Regions from separate parts of the Homo sapiens genome. Here region 2 is linked to region 1. A link is an interaction called in ENCODE POLR2A ChIA-PET data of the cell type or tissue named here. Cell type or tissue: MCF 10A. All regions are shown on one strand. Each heading gives the region's core, and the rest is flanking DNA. Links, peaks and the distances in the headings are about the cores only.

What was found. Peaks named below come from ENCODE experiments on the same cell type or tissue, not always from the same donor. Only the 100,000 strongest peaks of a DNase experiment are listed, where the experiment ranks them.
Region 2: POLR2A ChIA-PET joins it to region 1 with 5 read pairs; 1 of 35 experiments calls an interaction of 5 or more read pairs at or near these places.

Annotation. Positions count from the first base shown.
Region 1 is chr5:158,638,156-158,643,539 of GRCh38, reverse strand. No RefSeq gene overlaps it. Among named protein-coding and RNA genes, the nearest start is that of LINC02227, 230 kb to the right of the region's middle. RefSeq lists an enhancer at 2,937-3,460. In MCF 10A, for the core only: no CTCF peak of the experiment used is centred there; a DNase peak (open chromatin) is centred at 2,759.
Region 2 is chr5:159,862,078-159,867,461 of GRCh38, reverse strand. It overlaps LINC01847 (long intergenic non-protein coding RNA 1847), which reads left to right. Exons shown (of 3, transcript NR_109891.1): 2 at 427-590. It also overlaps a transcript of ADRA1B not described here. Among named protein-coding and RNA genes, the nearest start is that of LINC01847, 6.6 kb to the left of the region's middle. In MCF 10A, for the core only: no CTCF peak of the experiment used is centred there; a DNase peak (open chromatin) is centred at 2,121.

The DNA of each region.
Region 1 (5,384 bases), core at 171-5,170:
GGGGGCTGTGGAGCTGAGAGGATGTGTCTGAGATTTATATAGGCTCATTCCCCGCTGCAGGTTCTTGTTTACAATGCCCAATCGACAATGAGATTCCCAATCACCTACTCAGAAAGCAGATTCAGGCCTTACCAATAAATAAATACAAATTGGCATGCCTGGGAATTGTATATATGGCCTGAAAGACTAAGAAAAAAAGATTCTTTTACATTAGCCAGCTGTACTTCAGAATAATACACAGACCTCTGTGAATCATTTCATGGTTTATTAAACAAAATTCTGTTTGCAATTGGCAAGTTAGGAAAATAAATGTCCATGTTTGTTTTCACTTTCTATTTCCTTGGTTTGTTTAGAGACACACAGCCCCATTCTCAGGGCTGTCCTTGGAGACCCATTAAGCAGACCTGCATCCCCACTTTGGAATGTCCCAGGGAAATCAGTGGCAGATTTCCATTCACTCCTATGAGAACAAAAGGGAATTCTTGATGTTGTTCCCATCAACAGAGAGGGTGTATGGGCTGCCTGCCAGAGCTAGCAGGTTACCAGCCTCTTATGTGTTATTGTTCTAGATTCTAACCCCTTGGACCATCTGCCTTTCTGAAACTGGGAGAATGCTGTGCATAATCTACCTGCAGAAGAGCTTTCCCTTTTCTAAGAAATAATACTCTACCACTATGAACTAAGCATGTCATTTGGGGTGTATGTGTATGTGTGTGTATTTTGGGGGAAGATTTATTTGGCTTAATTCGACTTGAGTGCCTGGTTTAGGGGTGGGGCAAGGAACTTGAACATGCATCAGAATCCCTTGGAGGACTTGTTAAAATACAGAGTGCTGGGCCTCATCTCCAGAGTTTCTAAGTCAGATCTGGGGTTGGGCCTGAGCATTTGCATTTCTAACGAGGTCCCAGATGATGCTGAAGCTGTTGGTCTGGGGACCATATTTTGAGAACCACTGGTCTATGTGATGCAGCCCACAGGTCCATTGTATTCAGTGAATAAACTATTTATCAAGGGCCTCTTGTGTGCCTGGCCCTCTACCTGCCTCTAGGTCCTTGAATATCCAGTTTCTTCAGCTTGGAGTTCTCCTCGAAACTTCCCTGCCCCACAAGGCTTAGTTTATCTAGTCCCTGAGGCATCACCCATGCTTTCTCTACCCCATGTTTATCTATTACATTGCGTGGCAAATGCCCTCCCTTGATAATAGGGTCTTCCTCATTCTTCTTGGTGCAAGAGTTGGCACATAGTAAGGGTTAAGTTAAATAAAATCAGTGCTTGGTAAATGAATGAATGACTGGTTCAGGATAGATCTCTGACCTGGGACACCTTGGCAGCATCTAGGATATTCACCTGGAACTGAATCATATTTCTATGGACATCATCATTCATTAGGGCTTCTAATATGTGCTCTACTTTATAGTAGGTAGGCATTATCTCTTGTGGGCAAAGATTTTTACATCCAATTATACCAAAGAAAATAGTCAAATATAAAATTACAATATAAGGATAACCTTTTCTGTTGATGGACATATCTAAAGTCACTAAGCATTGTAGGCTTCTGGAAGAAAAGGTCATCATTGCTCTGCACATATCAGGTGAATCTCTGATCTGATATGTTCATGGATTCATTGAATTCAGTTATTCATTCAAATTCTTATTTAAAATGCCAGTTAGGCTAGGCACAGGAGAATCTTAAAGTTGCAAGGAGACTTAGAGTTTCTTTACTGTAACCATTTTCCAGATGCTAGAATCCTCTCAAAACTTTTCCAGCCCAGATGGCCAACAACTACTTAAACACTTCTAGTAAAGAAGACTTGCTAACTCCAATGGTAGCCAATCTTTGAATCACTGCTGATAACCTTTCTTATATAGAGATCTCTCTCCTTGAAGTTTCTTCTATAGAACCTATTTTGCCCTCCTTCGGTAATGGAGCATGTTTAATTTCCCTTCCCCAGGGCAGCCTCGTTAGATAAGGGAGGTGGGTATGACACAGTGGGGCAGAGCACGGACACAGAAGCTGGATGCCCCAGCTTCAAATCCCATTTCCCAAATATATCAGTTAGTTAACCTTCCTATGACCCAGTTTCTCATCTCTAAAATGGGGACAATATACCTTAAATAATTGTTGTGAGGATTAACAAATTTATCGCGTGCAATGAAATTAGAACAAGGTTGGGCATATAACGACCAGTAATTAATATTAATTGTTGTTGTTACTTTTATTACTATTCTTTGCAAAAAGGTATCTTCTCTTGTCAATGTCCAACTAAGCATCCTTGTGTCAGCCAAGCATGACATCACCCAGCACTGACTGTTCTCATCTCCTTGATCTTTTCCAGACACACCTCCAGTGTATTAGATCCTTGTTATCATGGTGTTCAGAACAGAGCCTAACACTAGGGGCTGTTTGTCCCTCACAGGATAGAAATGGATTATCATCCCTTTTGTTTTGAATTCAGTTTGGTAGTAAGAGGAGTAATAATAAAAATATATTAAGTGCCTATTCTATGTAGATATTATGCTAGACTCTTTAAATACATCATTTCCCATTCTTAAAACAGTTGAGTGAGACAGGTAAGGTGCTTGCACAGGAGATCACTAAGGGATAGAGAATCCAGGATTCAAACAGATCTGCAGGCATCAGAGGGGACCTGCTTGTCATCCTCCATGCTGTTGCACTATACCCAGTGAATGTCCAAGAAATGACAGGGCCCCTGATCTAGCAGTCAGGGCAAAGCTGTAAAAATGAGTCACAAGGCTTGCAGCACTGCGTGGGAAGAGTGGTCAGATTACAGCCTTATTTATTCACCATTGCAATAGCCGTTCTCTCTCTGATCTTTTGCCCTGTTTCTTGAGTTAGGCAAAGAAAATCCTCTTGGGCAGAATATAATAAAGCCCTGAAACCATTTGGAGGACCAAGCCTGTTGCATTGCAAACACCAAGATGAGATAGTTGGTATCAAAAGAATGTAGTACATTGGGTGCTACTTCCTCCTACCATCCAGTTATTAATGGGTCATGCAATAACGATTTTTCCCATTACCAGATAGTTTGTAACAGTAACAGTAACTGCTGATCAGCACTGAATGTCATCTGCAAGGACTGTTGGGTGGATGAGCAGCAGCTGACATGCATTGGGCACTTGGTTCATGCCAGGCTGCCTGCCAAATGCTACACACTCATTTTCTCCTATGTCATGATAGCCCAGCAAGTGAGCCATCAGGGTTATTGTCTTTCCTGAATGAGGAAGCTGCGATTAGGCCAGGCATGTGGCTTGTCTCATACATACATATATACGGGAGGCTAGGGTTTGAATTCCAAGCTGTTTGAACCCCTTTGTTGCCACAATTCTATCTAGGAGCTGTTTCTACATATGTCTCATTTTCCTCTGACTAATGTCCAGGAGTGCCTTTCCTTCATACATGCATACATACCACTGCCACCACCACAATGAGGCCAGCTGGAAGCTGGTGGGGCTCTGTGGGGACTATGGAGGATGGCGGGTGTTCCTGTGGGGAGCACACAGCCACCACCCTGTCAGCCACAGAAAATTCTTAAGGAAAGGCTCAGCTCTCCCAAAACGGAAGGAGGTAAATACTAGTAAACACAACTCCATATCCACAGGAGGTGTGTGTTTTTACAAAGCATGGTCATGCATGTTAAATTATTACATTCCCACAGCTAGGGCCTCAGCTAGATCTGACTTTGGAACCCCCATTTTTATTTTCTTCCCTTCCTTGGTATCTTACTTTTCAAACTTTTCATTTAAAATAGAAATTTATGGAAATAAAGCTTGAACATTGTAGGAAAAAAGGGGGAATATAGATAAGCAAAGAGAAAAAATGCAAAGCTGTCCAAATCCTCCTTCCAAGGCAACCTCTATTAACATTTATTTTTTCCTAGACACTTTTACCCCCAAATACACACATACTTTTTTTTAAAGAAAGTGATATCATACATATTAATTCATGACCTGTTTTTATTTCCTCCACAATATATTATGCATGTGTTTCCATGTTAGCATTTGTGGTGCTCTCTAGAACCATTTTTAATGGCCCATTCTATCCCACTATTTTAATATCTTAAAGTTAGACAAACAAACCCTATTCTTTTTTTGCTCTCTCTCTAAAGCTATTTAGGAGAATGATGGGCCAGTTAAACGAAAACAAATAGCAAACATTTTTCTTCCCAATAGCCTTAGCCAGAACCTTAAATCTCCCTTCCCACCCCCACCCCTCACTGCCCAAATTCCACCTGGACACAAGACTGCCTAGAGAATGAGGTAGCTCCACCTGAGGTGTACCATCAATTCAGAGAAGCATCTTAAACTCAATCCAAGCCCGGAAATCACAAAGGGTTTCCTATTGCCTTCTTTGGGACGAAGACAAAGAAGGGGCTAATGTTACCTGTATTCTGACCACTCTGATAAGGGCAAGGTCTACAATCTTAACTAATCCCCCCAAGCCTTTGTAGTGGGCAATGAGAAGATCCCTCATGCTGACTCAGATTCTCCACAGAAGAGAAAACGCACCCAGCCATTTGATGGAAGAGCTTTCCCAAGCTCTCCCCTTACCAGCCATTGTCACAGTTATAACTAGATAACTCTGTGTGTACATCCCGGCCTCCCTTGCTGCCCTAGGATAACATTTGTCATTAAAACAAAAAATGCCTACTTTGGAGGTTTATCATTCTCTGCCAGATCAGATGAAGTTTTTTCTTTAAAAAAGAAAAAAAAAATGACAATAAGAAACTGAAGGGGAAAAAGAGGTGGGGAGAGAAGAGATCAAGGGGGTTAAGCATATATGAGGAATTATAGGGATGATTTAGTTACGGATACTTGCTTGGTGGTATGTTGTGGCTTCCATTTCTATGCATCACATTAATTTGTCCCCATCCTTCTTTGCGTGGGTGAGAGAATTTCCAAGCAAAGCACCCTCTGCGTTTGAATCCATGCCAACTGTCAAAGGTACACAACAGGACTGCTAAAAGCAAGAGAGGGGCTGATGGAATCTTAATAGCTCTGGGAACTCACTCACTCCTTCCTCTCCTTGGAGCCCCATTAATTGTACAGTTGGTAACATCAAATGATTTTGAATCCCTTTTCTACAACTGCTATTTTAGCTCCTTTCCCATCTTTAAACTATATTTCCCATGGTAATTATTACATTTCTTTTATTTCCAATGTCAGCTTATTTAAAAAAAAAATCGGACAGCACAGCTAAAGGAGCCAAAATAGAACAATTTGTTATATTAAGCAAATATTTATTTGCATAATTGTCACTCTCATTTCTATATTAGCACAGCAGCAAAACTAACAATATTCAATTCAGAAGGGCAAGACATGGTATACAAGACGTTGTATCTCACTGGGGAATAGCCAGGGGACTA
Region 2 (5,384 bases), core at 119-5,118, 1.2 Mb before region 1:
CCAGCAAGATGGTGAATCAGTTGTACTGCATTGTACATGATATAATCACTCCCCAGAACTGCATGATCTTCAGTGAATTCTTGAAAGCTTAGCAAAGGGCAGACACAAATAGATTTCTCATGGAAGATAGAGAAAGCACTATGCCTTGGGACACGGGGTAGAATGGAATTAGTGAGCCAACAAAAAGATTCTCAACACCAGAAAAATGCAAATGTCTTGAGGATGGCTTAAGGCTTTCCCATGCTGTAGAATTCAGGGTTCAAGGCAACATCATTGAGATTTCAAGGATTTTGAGGGGACCAGTGGGCAACTGTTTGACATTTGGTAACGTACCCAAAAGAGGTCATATAACTAATTTAAATTCAGTTGAACAGAGAGTAAGTAGATGTTTCTTGAGCACCAATCTAATGCCAGACTCTGTGCCAGGTTGGACATCGCTTCAAGGCTGCTGGGGAGAAATTATGAAGTAGATCTATGGGAATACTTCCCTGTTTTGTTCTGCTGAGAAATCTCTCTCAGTTCTGCTGGCTGCTCACTGGTTCCTGAGATAACTAACCCGGCTTATCCCTCCAATATCAGAACCGCAGTTTGTGAGCTTTCTTTTCCTCATTTTTTTCATCAAAATTTGTTCATTTATAAAATGCTGTAGAGTGCTGTTAAGAGTGTTCTGAACTTAGACTTTGGAGACCTTAGACTTTGCAGAAAATTCTTGCCCCAGAAGTTTCTAGCTGTTTGACGTGGGAAAAAACACTTAACTTTTGGGAGACATTCTCCCATAAAAGCACATAATGGTTTTTATGTGTTTGTCCCCCACTACACTGTGAGTGGCACAAGGGCAAGTACCATTACTATCTTTTTTTTTTTTTTCCTTTTTTGAGATGGAGTCTCACTCTGTTGCCCAGGCTGTAATGCAGTGGCGCGATCTCAGCTCACCCCAACCTCCGCCTCCCGGGTTCCAGTGATTCTCCTGCCTCAGCCTCCAGAGTAGCTAGGATTACAGGCATGTGCTATCATGCCTGGCTAATTTTTGTATTTTTAGTGGAGACGGGGTTTCACTATTTTGGCCAGGCTCGTCTCAAACTCCTGACATCAGGTGATCCACTAGCCTTGGCCTCATTACAGGTGTGAGCCACTGTGCCCGGTGCATCTTTTTTTTTTTTTTTTTTCTCACTATGTTGCCCAGGCTGAAGTGCAGTGGCATGATCATTGCTCACTGCAGCGTTGACCTCCCGGGCTAAAGTGATTCTCTTGCCACAGCCTCCTGATTAGCTGGGACTACAGGCATAAACCACCATGGGTGGCTAATGAAAAATATATATATTTGTAGATATGAGGTTTCACTATGCTGCCCAGGCTGGGCATCATTATCTTGTCCGTATCTTTAGAACTCTTACATAGTGCTTGGCAGTCAATAAAGTTTGTTTTAGGAATGAATTAAGGAATGAACACCCAACTCTCCTTGCTACTTATGTAAAGCTGAAATGAGTTAATGAATATGAAAGAGTATTTAAAAAACATAATTTATCTGTTTATTAGAAACCTCATTGTAGCTAGCTGCCACATCAGAAATAATTCAGCTAAACCACTTTTATTAAGGTGTTGATGTTTTAGAGTTAGCTTTATGGGTTACGTCTGCCAGGGGCTACTTGTGTTTTTGTATGTAGGTTTTGAGGAAGCATATATTTTACAAAGAGAGTTTAATTGATCCATAGGTATTATGAACAGCAGTGACAAGCATGTCGTAAAAGGGATTTTTTGAACAAAATGGGGCTTTCTGGATTTCTTCAAGCAGGAAATAAAAATCTGCCAGTTTGAATCATTTCCAAAAATGCCGCTACTACAGCATCTTTTCTAAGACTGTTGGAAAAATGCAATGCAGTTGTGATAGGCTATATCTTTCACTCACTCTCCATTTACAGTGAAGCACAAGAAACTGGAAACAAATGACCAAGCCATATAGAGATTGCGAGAATTAGTGATCAGCGTTGGCTACAAACCATGCGAGTTACGCTTTTCTTTTCGGTTTCACCCAAAAACTTCTCTCATTTCATTTTAAGTTGCATCTGCTTTGCACAGTGTTGTTTTTTTTTTCCCCAAAGCACCATGAATGATTTATGACTTTCTGACGCCACATCCCACAAGATTACATAAGGAACAGTGAAAAACAAGTGATTGAGCCAAACTTAAAAAAACACCCAAACATTTCCAAAGTGGATTTCATCTTGACTGCAGTCAGCTAATAGTTTTCGACTCACCAAAAGTGCTCCTTCATTCCAAAGTGCGCCCCGTTTCTGTGAGGATCCCTCAGATTTTCTTTCACTGTTGACAGCACACTATGATCAACTCAGTGTCTGGCTCCCAGCAATGTCCAGGAATGTCCAGTTTTCCCGAATCCTCCCCTTTTCTCTGAAAGTGAACGTTGCAGTTGGATTACAGAAACAACCTCATTAGTTTGGTTAATGATTGGACAAAAACATTGATAGGAGTAATAGCTACCAGGCTTGTCATTTCTTTTAATCATAGAATAATAGGATTTCAGAGTTTGCAGGGGCCTGGGATTCCCTAGTTCTACCCGTTATTTGACAGATAAAGAAGCTGATAACCAGAGAGGTGAGGTAACTTGCCCAAAGTCACGCAGCTAGATTAAGCAGAGTAATGGACATAATTCAACCTCAGAGTGGTGTCATCTGTGCATATTTATTAATAAACTTTCATCTCCTTACTTAAGTGAAGTGACAGCATTAGATATTATTTTTTAACTATAGGAATTTTAGAGCTTATCTGATGGACTTTCTGTCATTGACTTGTTTATGAAGTCAGAGCAAATCCATGTAGGGGAGGAGGACAATTGCTTGCGAGGCAAGGGCTGTGTTGAGGGCTAGAGTACTGGGTTGCTGGCTGCAAGGGTTGATGTGTCTTTCCAGAGTCTTGGTCAGAAGTGGCCAAATCAGGGTAATGAGGGTTCGTCTGAAACCCGAGGTCTGGGTCAGTGGCCTGTATGAAGTTCCAGGTTTGAGGGGTTGGTGTGAGACGGCAAACTGAAGGTGAGTGAAAAGTAAGGAGTCAAGGAGTCACAGAGGGCAAGATGGCTGACATCAGTGGCCAGGGTGTGGGGCTGTGATCAGATAGAGGGACCTCCAGATAGAGGAAGCACCAATTGTTGGTTTAAGGGAGCAGGATTGGGTCACATTATTTCAAGTTTACAGATAAGAATGGAAAACCCACCAGGCCAGGTGCGGTGGCTCATGCCTGTAATCCCAGCTACTTAGAAGGCCAAGGAGGGTGGATCACTTGAAGTTAGGAGTTCAAGACCAGCCTGGCCAACATGGTGAAACTTTGTCTCTACTAAAAATACAAAAAAATAGCCAGGTGTGGTGGCATGTGCCTGTAATCCCAGCTACTCGGGAGGCTGAGGCAGGAGAATCGGGGAGACTGCAGTGAGCCGAGATCTGGGCAAAAGAGTGAGAGCCCCGTCTGGGCAACAGAGTGAGACTCTGTCAAAAAAAAAAAAAAAAAAAAGAAAAAAAGAAAACTCGCCACCTTTACTGACGAGAAAAATAAACAAATTACAGAATAGAGTATAGAATATGACTCCATTTATGCATAAATCTGTCTCAGCCTACAGAGTGGAGGGAATCACATAGTTTCCAGGTTAAAAGCACAGACTTAGGAGTTAGAAATTCTGAATTTGCTTCTTGGCTGCATTTTTCTAGCTGTATAATGCTGGGCAAGTCACTTAACCCTTCTTTGCCTTCGGTTTCTCAATTGTAGAATAAAGCCCACTTTATTGATTTGCTGTAAATATTTGAGATAATGTACATAAGGCACTTAGCATAGTGCCTGGCACATAGTAAAGGTATAAAAACTTAGTAGCTATTTTTATTTTTAGACTTGACCTTTGGAAATGAAAACTGGATTTGAAACCCATTTCTGTCACTTTACTGGCTGTGTGCTTTTGGGCAGGTTGCAACCTCTCTGAGACTCAGTTTCCAATCTGTAAAATGGAACCAGTAATCACCACATTGTGGGATGTTGTGAGAATGAAAGGAGGCAGTGTAAAGGGCTTCACCCAGTGTACTTAAAGAAAGGTGGTGCAGCTGGGCGTGGTGGCTAACGCCTGTAATCCTAGCATTTTGGGAGGCCGAGGCAGGTGGATCACCTAAGGTCAGGAGTTCGAGACCAGTCTGGCCAACACGGTGAAACCCCATCTCCACTAAATATACAAAAATTAGCCAGGTGGTGGGCGCTTATAATTCCAGCTACTGTGGAGGCCGAGGCAGGAGAATCGCTTGAACCCAGGAGGCGGAGGTTGCAGTGAGCTGAGATTGCGCCACTGCACTCCAGCCTGAATGACAGAGCGAGACTCCATCTCAAAAAAAAAAAAAAAGAGAAAGGTGGTGCTCAGCGCTGAGAGCACCAGGATGAGGTTCAAACGTTGGGTGATGGAGTCAGGGAAGTGAAAGGAAGGGTGCTCATAAAAAAGCTAAAAGCTATTTTAATTTTCTTCATTGTTAGTGTCTGTGCTGTTTGAAAAAAAATTGTGTTTGCAGTCAGCATGTTTTATTGGGGGAAAAAGGAGTGGTTAGTAAATAGCAAAATCCAAACAAACAAAGATGAAACCTATTGCTGGGTTTGCAATGTTTAAGTGCTAAGGATAAGTAGATAAAGCCGAGAGAGACAAGCTCAGGCTGCGCCAGAGACATTCTAATGTCCAGAGGCTTCTCTCTTAGGTGGAAATCACTGTGGCTGTTTTGGACAGAAAAAACAAGATTTCATAAATCACCTTATCAGGTTGAGTGTTTTGAGGGTATAGATACGATTATAGCCAGCAGCAGGGATATCCTGATTTTAGGTCAATTGATGTGATGAATTACAGAATTTTGGAATTGGAAGTAATTTCAGCCCACCACTAGGCAAGCTCTTGAACTTCTTTTTGCCTTGGGCCGTGGACAAGGATCTGAGAATGCTCCAAGGAGGTGTTACTGCAACAGTCTTCTCAATTGCAACCAAATGCTGCTCACTTTTTATCACCCCTTCTTATTCTGAACCCTGAACTGCATCTAGCAATCTCAACTTTCTATAAAGAACACAGCTTATCCAACATGCTTATGTGTGTACCGTTTGAAAGATCTATGATGACTGACAAGTGGATTAAAAAGAAAAGTCCTGCTAGGCACAGTGGTGTGCACCTGTAATCCCAGTTACCTGGGAGGCTGAGGTGGAGAATCCTTTGAGCCTAGGTGTTTGAAACCAGCCTGGACAACACAGTGAAATGCCATCTCATATAAATAAAATATAATAAATTAAGAAGCCCCAACTTTCCCTCAGAAGGGAGATTCATTTATATATTCATACAATACTTTATTCAACAAATATTAAATGAA